Regions from separate parts of the Homo sapiens genome. Here region 1 is linked to region 2. The links are chromatin loops, found by intact Hi-C in ENCODE. Cell type or tissue: dorsolateral prefrontal cortex. All regions are shown on one strand. Each heading gives the region's core, and the rest is flanking DNA. Links, peaks and the distances in the headings are about the cores only. Region 1 has its middle 170 kb from the start of LINC03062. Region 2 has its middle 130 kb from the start of MIR4290.

Region 1 (6,335 bases), core at 1,323-5,322, 84 kb before region 2:
TTACTTTCAACAAAAGGCATTAAAATGCAAGGGGTTTCTGCATAATTTTCAATTAAAAAGACAATGCATTGATCAGAGTCATCAGTGGTTTGCAACTGTTCTCGGGGAATGGGCTTTCTGGAAGGAAGCGTAGGAGGGAAGTGCAGATAATTTTGAGTATCACCTTTTCCAAAAAGTAGTGTGGCTGTGATGACGCTGTGGTTTCCTGTGAGCCCAGAATACAGTACCCCTGTGTTTGGCCTGCCAGGGCAGGTGAACATTCCCCAGGCTTGCTCTGTGTCACGGATACCCAGCTCACCAGATGGATGCAGTATGGTGGGTGCCCTGGTAGCCGAAGCTGGCTCTGATGCAAAGATCTGGTGCAGAATTTATAAAGCAATATCTCATTTCTGGTTGATGGTGACTCACTAGAGGTGTTGGAACATTTTTTTTTTCCTATTTCGTGTCAAAGATTCTTGGGATGAAATAAGTTAAAAAGATGTTTCTAGAAGACAAGTAAGTATCAAAAAATAAAAGGAGCTGAAACATCCACCAAAGTGAATATTAAGAGAAATTCGACACTCCAGAGATTGTGAATGTCCTTTTATCCTGGCCTAGATAATGAGGCATGCACAGGTAATACTGTGGGCTACTTGGTGCCATTAGAAGAAAATGCTGACTGAGCTTACAATCATGTCTTCAGTTCTATTTAGTCAGATCTTTTGGTTATTTCATTCGCATGCTGAAGTTCTGTTTCCTTGTCATTTGGAGATGTTTAACTGTGGCATATGTCAGAACCACAGGCAATTGAGAATAGATTAATCAATACCTCCATCAATGGACACTTGAAGAAGACACATAACTCAAACCTTATGTTAAATCTTAGAGGAAAAGTCAGGTTTTTATTGTAGTTCATTTTTTGGAGATGATTGCAAATTTAGTTATTTTGCATCTATTTTTAGGCAGAAATATTAACAGTTCAAGAAAAGCCAAGAGTTTTATCAGAATAAAAAAGGAGATTGTCTACCATGTAAAACCAGCTGCAAATCCACTGAGAATCACTCCTGGGCACCATCAGTGTGGGAGCTGCTTCCCTAAGAGCTGAGACTGCCAGCACGCGTGAAAATACCACCCAGCTCTTCCAAGACTGGCCCCATGCTGGCAGAAGCTAATGTGTGCAGCTCAATAGTATGATGTCAAGTCCAGATCTTGAAAGCAGACTGCCAAGTGAGCGAGGACACCTGCTTCAGTGGTAGGGTGAGGGAGGCTGCGAAATTCACCAAGAGGTAAACAGCAGCTGAGAAAGCCTTGGGAGACTGGGTGGGACTCAGATGACCAGAGAAAGCCTTTCCAGGAAGAAAGACTGAGGGAGGCAAAGTGACAAATGCATGAGCGAGTGGGGTCATGGCTGACCATGGGACTGCAAGATGACTAAGGCAGGGGCTCTGGGAGTCAGCACCAGAGAAGGAGTGGAAGGGGAGCGGCCTGTCAAAAGGCTTTGGAAACAGAACCCAGTTGTGGAAACTGAGGTGCATGAGTCCGGCATAGTTGTTTAGGAAGCGGCAAGTCTGGCTCTGAGGAATGACGTGGGAGCTCAGGTCATGACCGTGCAAAGAATAAGGAACCCAGAGACTGGGGTGACACTGCAGACGAAGGTGTCTGGATTGCTAGGGAGTCTGAAGATGGGTGGGTTCCAGGGGAGCCTGGGAACCCAAACTGTGCTCTTCCTTCTTCTTGGTCTCAGAAGAGTGAAGAACCAGAGGGAGTGGCAGAAGACTTTCATGTGAGAGACTCTGAGGTTGAGACTTGGACTTTATTGTACAATAGAGCATTTGGCTGGCCTTTGTCTCCGGTTCCTGGGAAGGACCCTCTAAATCCTTGGTATTTCCTGAGTGATAGGATGTCTTTGTTACTCATGGTAGGCCCCTGTGACCACACCAGAATTCATGCTAACAGGAAGACTCGGGATGGGGGCTGGTCACACCAGAAAGATCAACATGTGACTAGAGAGTTGGGGCTCTGAGCCCCTATAAGTCTGGCCTCGGGGAGGGGATGTGGCTGGAGATTGAGTTCAATCCCATAGCCATTGAATCAATGAAGCCTACATACTGAGACCCCAATAGGCACTCTGGACACCTGAAGTTCAGCTGAGCTTCCCTGGTTGGTCATACATCCATGTGCCAGGACAGTGACATATCCTGAGGACATGAAAACTTCATCCATATTTGGAACCCTCCTAAATCTCACCCTCTGTGTCTCACATTGCTTGCATGGTCCTGAGATGTATCCCTTAGAATTGTGAGTATAGAGCTCTCCTGACTTCTGTGAGTCATTCCAGTATGTGATTAAACCTGATGGGAACCCAGCATATGATTAACCCTGATGGGAATTTGTTACTAGCTGGGCAGAAGTGTAGGCGGTCTGTGGACCCTGAGTTCATGGCTGGTGTCTGAATTGAGACGCACTTGTGAAGAAGTGAGCCTTAAGCCGAGAATTGGACCTAAAGTCTGCATGGCAGTGTCAGGGTGGCATGGCATCCTTTTGGCCTCAATGTGACCATGTCTCAGTCCTGACCTGGTGCTCCTCATTGAATCAGAACCCATGGGAAGCCCAAGTGAGGAGATGTACCCTCGTGCGGGGGCTTCCTCCGGGTCAAGCATCCTTGGTCATAAAGTATACCTTCAAATGCCCTTTGTCAGGTCACTTACAGGTCTTCCAAGGTTAAAATATTTGATAGTGACACTAAATACTAACGTTAAGAGAAAACACTGTCACTGATAGACATCTATCTATAAGATCTTGATGAGTCCAGCATTCTAGGATCAGGGACCATGTGGCATTTGGCACAGAGTTTAGTGTGGCCTTGTCTGTCCCCGGGGAATTTATTTTCTTCTCTGCAAGTTTCTTCTGAACTGTGTTTATATCTGTGTTAGAACACTAGTCACAAGTAAATGCACATCCTTCTTCTCTTATGGACTGCTTTTGTGGGCAGAGGAGGGCAGGTCTTTATGTTTATACCCCTTGCAACATTTAGTGAATTGGATTTAGGAAGGGGTGGTTTGGTGAAGACTCCACAAAGAAAGCAGTAGGGCCAGAGAAAAAAAAAAGCCAGTACCACCTGGTAGAAATGGCACTGTGCAGTTCACTACCTTAATGTGTGCACAGAGTGGTGGTTCAATCCAGTTACCCCTGGATGACCTCAGCATTTCCCCAGCCCCAAGAGCATCAGTAAACCTGAAGCAAGTGAGGCTCAGGCCCTGAAAATCTCCCTCCGTGGTCTTGAGCCCTGGGTGTTTTTTTTTCTGCAACCTTCACTGGTGGGTCACTTCCTGGCAGAATAGCCATGGGGAATTCTTTGTCTCTCATTGTTGTTCAAAGTCCTTTAAAAAACAGAGTGTTTTCGCCCAACCCTGGGGTTCTGGATTCTGCTTGCCTGTATTTCTGTACCTAGTCAGCATCAGGCAGAAACTGACCATTCAGGAAGAGAGACAATCAGATGTAAATGTGTTTTCTGCTACTGCCTCTAGGGGAACGTTCTTAAATATTCTCAGCCAGATGACCTTCCCTCCCCTGCTGTTTATTGTTTTTCACTATCAAATGTTCCCCCAGCTGTGGCAGCTGGAGTTCAAAGCTGTCCACTTGCAACAGAGTGTCCTTGGTGGGTTTTCTGCAGTTGATTAATGCCTGACAGCATGTGGGTTCCTCCAGGCAGTGGCCCTCTGTTGGATTCTTCAAGGCAAATAAGAATCTGCCGGAAAGAAGGCATAAATCCTCCCTTGCACTGTGCTGTCAGCCGTTGAGTCTCGCAGGTTTGCTTCTGTAGAACCAGGAGAGTCAGGTCATTTGAGTGTTTGTGTGCCCAGGGTTATGCCTCTGTGATCCACCAACTGCGTCTCCAGTGCGGCCTGCACCATACAAGACAAAGACCTGGAGATGAGCCGTCCGGCTCCAGCCCCTGCCACTTCATTAAAGACTGTCAACAGCCTTGATCTATCTGTCTGTGTTACCTGATCCCGCACGCTGATGCGCGGTAAAGGACTCCCGTGCTGGAGACCATAGTGTAGGCTGTCAGAATGGAATTTTGAAATTGTGGCCAGACACAGCTCACTAAAAACTGTAATTAGTGGGTAGACAGAAAAGCCTCATCACCCAGGGCCTGGTTTTTTTGGATTGGTTGGGCCATGCCCATCACGCAGGGAACATTGCAGAGGCATGACTGGGGGCTTAGATCACGGCAGCCCACTTACCCCATACCCCATACCCAGTACATGCCCCACTGAGACGGCGACCATTAGAATGTCTGGAGAAACACGGAGGATGGTCATTGGGAGCAGCTCAGCTCCAGGTCGAGCTCCCATTGGCTGCAGAGGTAGCTGCCTCAGGCAGGCCCTTGTGCAGTGCGGCCTCTCTCCGTGGGTGATGCGTCTTTGTGATGAGCCATTTCCACCACGCAGACCTTGAGCACAGTGAAACAATAAGCCAGCGATTACTCAGTACAGCGCTCAGAGGAATTCCAGTTTACTATCAGCAGTCATTAGCCCAATCGGTAATGATTCAGAGAAGGGGGATATTGAAGGCACTGGCTATTTTTCTTCCTTTTTTTAAATTCCGGATATTAATCTTAGAGAAGCACAAAAAAGCAATCTCAAGAGAGGTCTCAGGTGAAGCAGTCTTTACTGAATAGAATCACAGAGACTGTCTTGACATAGAATTGGGCTTTGGAGAGACATTAAGCAAGGGTGACGGACACTGCAGCTGCATAGTGTTGATTGCAGGAGATCGATTGGACAGCCGGCTCTGCTTGTCTGCCATTGTGGTAGACTGTATTTTCCAAAGATGATCATACCTATCTAAAGCCCATCCTCCACTGGGTGCGGGGTGCTGTGTTCCCTTTTTTTGGACCTAGGCAGGCCTTTGTCATTGTTTGAATCAATACAATATGGCAGAGGTGGTGGTGTGTGCCTTTTGTAACCAGATCATCAAAGTCATTAGTTTCTGCTTTGGTCTCTTGTCTCTCTCACTCTTAAGACACTTGCTCTTAAAACCCAGCTGCTATCTTCTGAGGAAGCCCAGGGCACAAGGAGAGGCCACATGTGGGCATTCCAGCCAAAAACTGACAACAAGCATGGGCCACCAGATCTACAAGGAAACATCCTTCAGATGGTTCCTGTCTCTGCTTTGAGTCCCCCAGTGGAGGGACCAGATACCATGGAGCAAAGACAGGCCATCCTGCCACTCCCTGTCCCAATTCCTGACCCATAGGAACTGTGAGAGGTGATAAAAGACTATTGTTTTAAGCTATGAGTGTTGGGGAATGTGTTATGCGGAGCAGATAATAGATTCACCTGTCATATCTAGTGGGTGCTGATTGCCCATGTGCCTGAGCATAACCCCATCTCATATGTTTGCAAAGAACAATGCATGAACCCAGTGCATGGCAGGAATTCAGGGAGCAAAATGAACTTGATGGTTACCCAAGCAGGCAGCAGGAGCTTGGTTCCTGGGTGTGGCTTTTGCGCCCCTGGTTTTAGCTCCAGGGATATTCGTCAAAAGTGTTTAAGGCAAGAGTCAGCCCTGCCTCTGTAGAAATAACAAAGAAAAAACAAATGGCAGGGATAGACAACCCTAGTGGGAAAACACAGATATATGAGTTCCATAGTCACTCAGAGAAATGAAGGGATGAACAAAAGCCCTCATCATTCAAGTGACTTTTCCTAAACTCTAAATAAATCTCGGCTAAACACCCAGGTGTAGGGGCAGTATCCATCACATTCTCAAGGCAGTTGTTTTTTAATTTTTTTTTCCGGGATTAAGATAGAAAATGCTTCAGCTTTCCAAGGCAAAGCGTTGCTGCCTGCATTCTCTGTGTGTCATGTGGCCTCAAGCACACCAGGGGTTTTCCTGGAGTGTGTCCTGGCAGTGAAGAGGCACGCAAGGCATCTGATATCCCAGCACCCACAACTGAACATTTTTATGACATTCGCCCAGCTGTACCTTTATAAAGATATTATGCAGGTTCCGAGAGATTAAGCTTTCCTTCCCAACCAGCTGCTGTGGAATGATGCCCGGCATATGGAGGACAGATAGAATTTCCCACCCTGACATGTGCCGAGAAATTTGACTTTAAAAAGTGTTAATCAGTAGCTCAAATCATCAGCCATGCATGAGGGCAGGACAGCAGGAGTCTGGAAGCTAAATCCACAAATGCATGGGGCCATCCCTGGGTGATCCAGAGAAGGAAGTTCATCCATTCAGTCACATTGAGCATCTCCTGCCAAATGAGGGGTTCCCTGCTTGCTGTAGCTGCAGACCTGAGTTTGAATCCTATGGAGACCTGTTGCTTTGTTAGAAAGTAA
Region 2 (6,335 bases), core at 1,423-5,422:
CCTTTTATACTTGGTTTGGGCTCTAAGTGGAGTCTTAGAGAATATCATGTACAGGTGACATTACTGGGTTCCAGGGTCCAGAAGGTGTTGGAGGGGTGCTCATGATTGCAGTGGCAGCGGGTCTTCTATAAGCAGTAGGGCAATGGAATTTCAACCTCCAGACCCTGTGTGCAAAAGCCCCGAGGGTCACTAGGGGCAGTCACAGGGGAAGAAAGGAAATGGCCAGGCCCTTCCAGGTAGAAAGGGCCATTTGTGCTTGTTGTGGTCTTGTGGGGACACTACAGAACACTGATCAGATGCAATTGGTTGCTATCACCAAGGCAAGAGACTTGGGTTGAACAATTCAAGGGGTTTCCTGGGCCATGACCTCACCACACCTTCAGTTCCATGTAGACAAAATGACCTGTTCTTCCAACAAGTATTGTTTGAGCCCCTGGTACTTGCCACACAGAGTTGTAAATGCTGGGGGCACAGCTGTGGGCAGACAGACAAAAATCCCTGCCCATAGGGAGCTGACCTTCCGGTGCAAAGGTTGGCATGTTTTCTGCAAATGTTTTAGGCTTCAGGGGCCGTGTGGTCTCTGCCACAGCTCCTCAACTTGGCAAAAGCAGCCACAGATGACAGGCTCATGAAGGGGTGTGGCGATGCTCCAGTACCTTACCTACAAAACAGGTGGCTCATCTGGTCTGTAGAATTTGGCCTGGGTAGTATTTGCTGATCTGTAGAATTTGGCTTGGGCAGTATTTGCTGATCTTTGCTCTAGTGTACAAGATGGGAAAACATGCTCTAGGTTCAAGTTCTGCCAAATGTATTATGTTTTCAATCCCTTTGCAGAACATCTCTACCCTTGAGGCTGACTTTAGAGTACTTTGCCCCAGGCCAGCTTTTGCTTGTCACCTTGACCATGTTTGCAGGTGAGGCCGGCCTGCAGAACGTGCTGCTAGCAGACATCCTCCACCAATGGGCTGAGCTGTGTCCCCCACAAATTCCTGTGTTGAAATTCCAACCCCCATATCTCAGAATGTGACTGTACTTGGAGACAAGATCTTTAAAGAGGTAATTAAGTTAGAGTGAGTTCGTATGGGTGGACCTGTAACCAAAAAATATCTGAGACAGCTTTCAATCAATTTAGAAGCGTATTTTGCCAAGGTTGATAACTCATGCCCATAACTCCTGATAACTCAGGAGACAGTTCTGTGTCTTTCTCCAAAGATGATTTTGAGGGCTTCAATATTTAAAGGGGAAAAGCAGGCTGGAGGGGAAGGAGGGAGGGTATGGTCACATTACTGAATCCACATGTTGCAAGAGAAAAGGAGCTGGTGGGGGTATAGTCAATTATGTATGCGTCTTGCACTCAGTAAATCAGCACTTTATGTAAGTTAAGGTGAACATAGAGCAGCTACCTGTGGAGATACTTAACCTTTTATCTGTAGCTATCTGCTTAGGAACAAAAGGAAAGGCAACTTCTTCCACGACTCAGCTTTCAGCTTAATTTTTTTTTCTTTTGGCACAGTAAATTGTGGACCCAAATTTTAATTTTCCTTTTCAAAGCCTAATCCAATATAGCCACTGTCCTATAAGAAGGGGAGATGAGGACACAGATACCCACAGAGGGAGGGATGACCATGTGGGGATGCAGGAAGAAGACGCCATCTACAAGCCAAGGAGTGAGGCCTCTGGAGAAACCAGCCCTGCTGACACCTTGCTCTGGTACTTCCAGCCTCCAGGGCTGAGAGGATAAATGCGGGTAGTTTCACCCCTCAGCTCTGTGGTGCTTTGCTATAGCAGCCCAGGCTGACTGTTAGATCTTCCCTGCCCCAAGCGCAGATGGCGGGATGGAATAAGGCAGGGCTCCTCCCTTACGGCCAGGCTCTTCCCCCAGCACTGGGAGTAACCCTCACCTTCCCTCCTCCCACTCTTGGTTCCCTCCAAGGCCCTCAGATGGGTAGTAGCCCTGACAGCTCCTCCACTCCTGGGGAGGTGACCCAGTGGAGGTGGAAGAGGAAATAATTTAGAGAAAGAGAGAAAGTTTGTAGAGATGAGGCTGAAGGAAGATGTCCTCCTTCCCAGCCTCCAAGAGGTGGACAATAGCATTAACTTCTGGGTGGAAGGAGGTGCTTCCCTTGTTCACTGGACCTACTTGCTCAAGGAGTGCCCTGGACAGACGCGGGCCGAGGCATGGCCTCCAGTGGCAGGTGTCCTGCTGGAGACACACTTCAGCTGGTGTCAGCATCAGAAACTCTGATTGTCCAAACTCTGGAGTCATTAGAAGAGCAAACGGCCAGCCATGGAGGCTTCTGCAGTGTGAGCTTCCAGCCCGGGTGGCATGGCTATTTCCAAAGTAAATAAGCAAACCTCTTGTGCCAGGGTTATGAAGTTTTTAATAGATAAGCTGGGAATTGGGAGCCCCTGGAAGGCCCCGCTCCAGTGCTGGGGAGCCCTTCTCTGGCATCTGCCTCTCAGGTTGCTCTGCCTTATCCTCAGGGTTCTCCTGCACCCGGGGCCAGAGAGCCTTGCCTGCCACGGGCAGGGCCCTTCCCCACACGCTGGTCCTGCACCAGCTCAGGCCAAACTTGACCACAGTGTTGTGCTAGGTGCCCAGGAGAGCAGGCAGGATGGCGTGAATGCCCCCCAAGCTGACTGTGGAACTTGGAAGGACAAGCCACTGCGCCTGACTTTGCCGCCCTCAGGGAGGACGTCGGGGTGTTTGCCCATGGGCTTGCTCCACTGGGGGTGTTGTCACACATTCTGATGCCCCTGAGCCCCTTGGCTCCTGGTTGAGTGGCTCACTGGGCATGACAGTGGACTCAGAGCCCATTGGTACATGAGGGACCCTCCTCCAGGCTCAGGTGCCAGTTCTACTGGCACCTTGACCTACACAGTGCCGGGTGGCTTGGGCGGTGGTAAGGAAAGATTATGAGCAGCACAGTCCTTTACAAAATGCAACGCGGCGTTACCCAGATATCTTACTGAGAATTAAAATGTAAAATTTCTTCATTTCAAATTTAATATTGTAACTAAAAGTCCTTTCCAGGACCAGGATTTCCACTGGTTGTGCCCTGGTGATCGTAGGAGTATTTCCATATCTGATCACTCACAATGCTCGCCTGGCTGGGAGGCCCAGTTCCAGTGCCCTCCCGCAGGGACAGGGAGGACAGGTGGGTGGGGCCTCGTATCTGGCTGGACCTGGAGGGGCTGGCCATGAGAAGGGAGGCTGGCCACAGGGCCCACCCGGCTCTTGTCTGGGGATGATGTGGTGGAGGCCATGGTCTGTTCTATCAGCTTGTGGGAGGTTTGGGGCAGGACAGGGGAGATAGGCATTCAAGGACCATGGCAATCTCTGGAGAAGGCATTCACAGGGCCCATGGCCTCCAGCCATTTGATCGTGATATTCTGGCTTGTGGGGAAAAGTAAAACTCAGAGGACAGCAAGTAGCCAAGGCTTTGAATGGGTCTGTGGCCAAGCTCAGGCTAAGATCCCTGGTACGTCATGCTGCTCCTGTTTGCTGGGGGCCTTGGCCCTGCCTCCACCGTCAGGGGTCACCCTGCTTGGCTGGCCTTACTGTACTTGGCCTGGAACTGTGTATAGGGAGATTGAAGCCAGAGCACACTTCTTGCAGCCTTTTCCTTCAAGCTTTTGAAGAAAATAACTTTTTACAGATGGGCCTTGGCCAGGGACAGAAGCATGTTTTGTGTTAAAACAATGGTTGCATTTTCCCCAGGAAACAGCGCCAAGTTACCAGGCCACTTTGCCTTGGCAGGGCCTCCTATCCCAGGGTGGACTCTGGCCCACACCAGGGCTGTGTCTCCATCACCCTGTCATGGCAAGAAAAAGAGAAAACACCCAAGACGTGAAGCAGGCTTGCCTGCTCCTACCTGCCCTGCAAGCTTGTCTCTGCCCCAAGCCCCCAACCCTGTCCCCTGAGCTTCTCTTTACCCCAGACTTGGCTCTTGTCCTGGTGAGAGTGTGCTCTCTGAGCCCCAGAGAGTGAGTGGCATTCAGAGAGTGTCTGAGGACACAGAATTATGAAATCATACTTGGGAAACCACCCAGAGGCAAGCGCTTGGAAAGACTCCTGTTTTTATTTCTTCCCCCGCTCTACCTCTATATAATAGTCTTATGTTATTTTCTCTTTATAGTTTGAGACAGCAGCATCAATCCATGCAAAGTCCCATTTATTTCCAATACCCTATTCCTGTTTCAACTCCATTTTCCAGAGGCCGTCATGCTCATATGCTATGCACTATAAATGTGTAAGTATCCTTGCTAAGTGGTGTTTTGTACATTTACATTACCTTTTTTTTTTTGAGATGGAGTTTTGCTCTTGTTGCCCAGGCTGGAGTGCAATGGCATGATCTCGGCTCACTGCAACCTCCGCCTCCCGGGTTCAAGTGATTCTCCTGCCTCAGCCTCCCGAGTAGCTGGGATTACAGGCATGCACCACCACGCCCGGCTAATTTTGTTTTTTCAGTAGAGACGGGGTTTCTCCATGTTGGTCAGGCTGATCTCGAACTCCCGACCTCAGTTGATCCGCCTGCCTTGGCCTCCCAAAGTGTTGGGATTACAGGTGTGAGCCACCGCGCCTGGCCTACATTGCTTTTTAATCCATGTAGAATGTAAATACTATGCTTCTTTTTCTGCTCCTTCCTGTGTACGTAGTCACCGTGTGTGTGCGTGTTCTTGTGTGTGTGTATGTCACTGTTGGCTGTCCGTACATCTAGCTGTTGCTTCTGACATAGTCTGCATCACCCACACTTTGCTAATCCATTCCCCTCCACTGCCACTGACAATGCAGTCATGAAAGTCTGCAAAGATGTCTCATGTAGACCTGTTGGTGAAGGCTCCAGAAGAGGAAGCCACCCCAGAAGTGGAGTTGCTGGCTCAGTGCTAAACACGATTGGTTTTCTAAGCAATGCCTGGCTGCTTTCAGCAACACTTGTGGCTTTGTTCATGAGTATGGCAACTTCCATTTTCACTAATCTTTTATTGGTGTCACTCAGTGTATTCGTGGCTTTGCCAATCTGAGGTGTGTATAGGTCCAAAGTGCTATCTCCCTGCTCTCGTAATTCGCACGTCTCCTATTAACAGTGATTTTGAACATCTCTGAGTACACTTGTTGGTGATTTGGCCATCTTCACTTCTGAATTGCTTATTGGTATCTTTTGGTCATTTGTAGACACTCCTTGTATATCCCAGGTGTACCCAGTCAGTTTTACATATTACATATATCTTCTGCTATCTGTTTTCCACAGAAAAACAGTTTGAATGAATGTGCGAATTCTGTTAGAACACCGCATGTGAGGTTCATAACAGGAGCAAAGCAAAGGTCTCCATTTCTGTTGTTGTTGATACACATTTGATGTGTAACTATTAGTGTGAGCTTAGTCATCACATTATTCAATTCATGTATCTTTGCTTACTTTATGAATCCTCATTCTATCTGTTTTGAGAGGGGTGTTATATTAATTTTACTAGATAGCCATGTAGGTTTGAGGCTGTATCACCAGATCTCTACATACTTAATTCTTTCACATTTTATTTTGAGATAATAGTTGCAGATTGACATGCAGTTTTAAGAATTAATACAGATTCCACATACCCTACACTCAAGTTCTCTAATAGTTACATCTTGCATAACTTTAGTACAATATCACAACCAGGAAATTTATATTGAAACAATCCATTGACTTTATTCAGATTTCACCAGTTGTATGTGTAAGTGTGTGTGTTTAGTTCTATGCAATTTTATCACATGTGCAGATTTGTGTGACTACCCCACAATCAAAGTACAAAACAGTCCCATCCCCACAGGAATTCCTCATACTACTCTGCTACAGCCCTTCTTCCTTTCCCGCCTCCGCCCAGCCTCTGGCAACCACTCATCTGTTCTCCATCTCTATAATTTTGTCAGTTCAAGAATGTTACATAAATGGAATCATACAGTATGTAACCAAAGATTGGCTTTTTCACTCAACATAATTCCCTTGAGACTCATCAAGTTATTTTGTATATGAATAGTTCATTGCCTTTTATTGCTCATTAGTATTCCATAGTATAGATGGACCATGGTTTAACGACCCACTCACTAAAGAACATCCAGATTGTTTCTGGTTTTGGATGATTACAAATAAAGCAAAGATTCTGGTACATGTTTTTGGGTGAACACACATTTTCATTTCTCTGAGATAAAGGCCCAGGGGTATAATTGCTGCGTTGTAGGGTAGTTGCATCTTCTGCATTTTAAGAATCTGCCAAACTGTTTTCCAGAATGGCTGCATCACTTTTTTTCCCACCAGCCATGTATGAATGAATGATCCGGTTTCTCCACATCCTCA

What was found. Hi-C counts contacts between places; a loop is a spot of excess contacts. Peaks named below come from ENCODE experiments on the same cell type or tissue, not always from the same donor. Only the 100,000 strongest peaks of a DNase experiment are listed, where the experiment ranks them.
Region 1: it touches region 2 in a loop (2.9-fold over the local background); 1 of 110 quality-filtered maps calls a loop at or near these places.

What each region holds. Positions count from the first base shown.
Region 1 is chr9:89,804,677-89,811,011 of GRCh38, forward strand. No RefSeq gene overlaps it. Among named protein-coding and RNA genes, the nearest start is that of LINC03062, 170 kb to the left of the region's middle. In dorsolateral prefrontal cortex, for the core only: a CTCF peak has its summit at 3,525; no DNase peak of the experiment used is centred there.
Region 2 is chr9:89,888,230-89,894,564 of GRCh38, forward strand. No RefSeq gene overlaps it. Among named protein-coding and RNA genes, the nearest start is that of MIR4290, 130 kb to the right of the region's middle. In dorsolateral prefrontal cortex, for the core only: no CTCF peak of the experiment used is centred there; a DNase peak (open chromatin) is centred at 3,762; H3K27ac peaks cover 604 bases.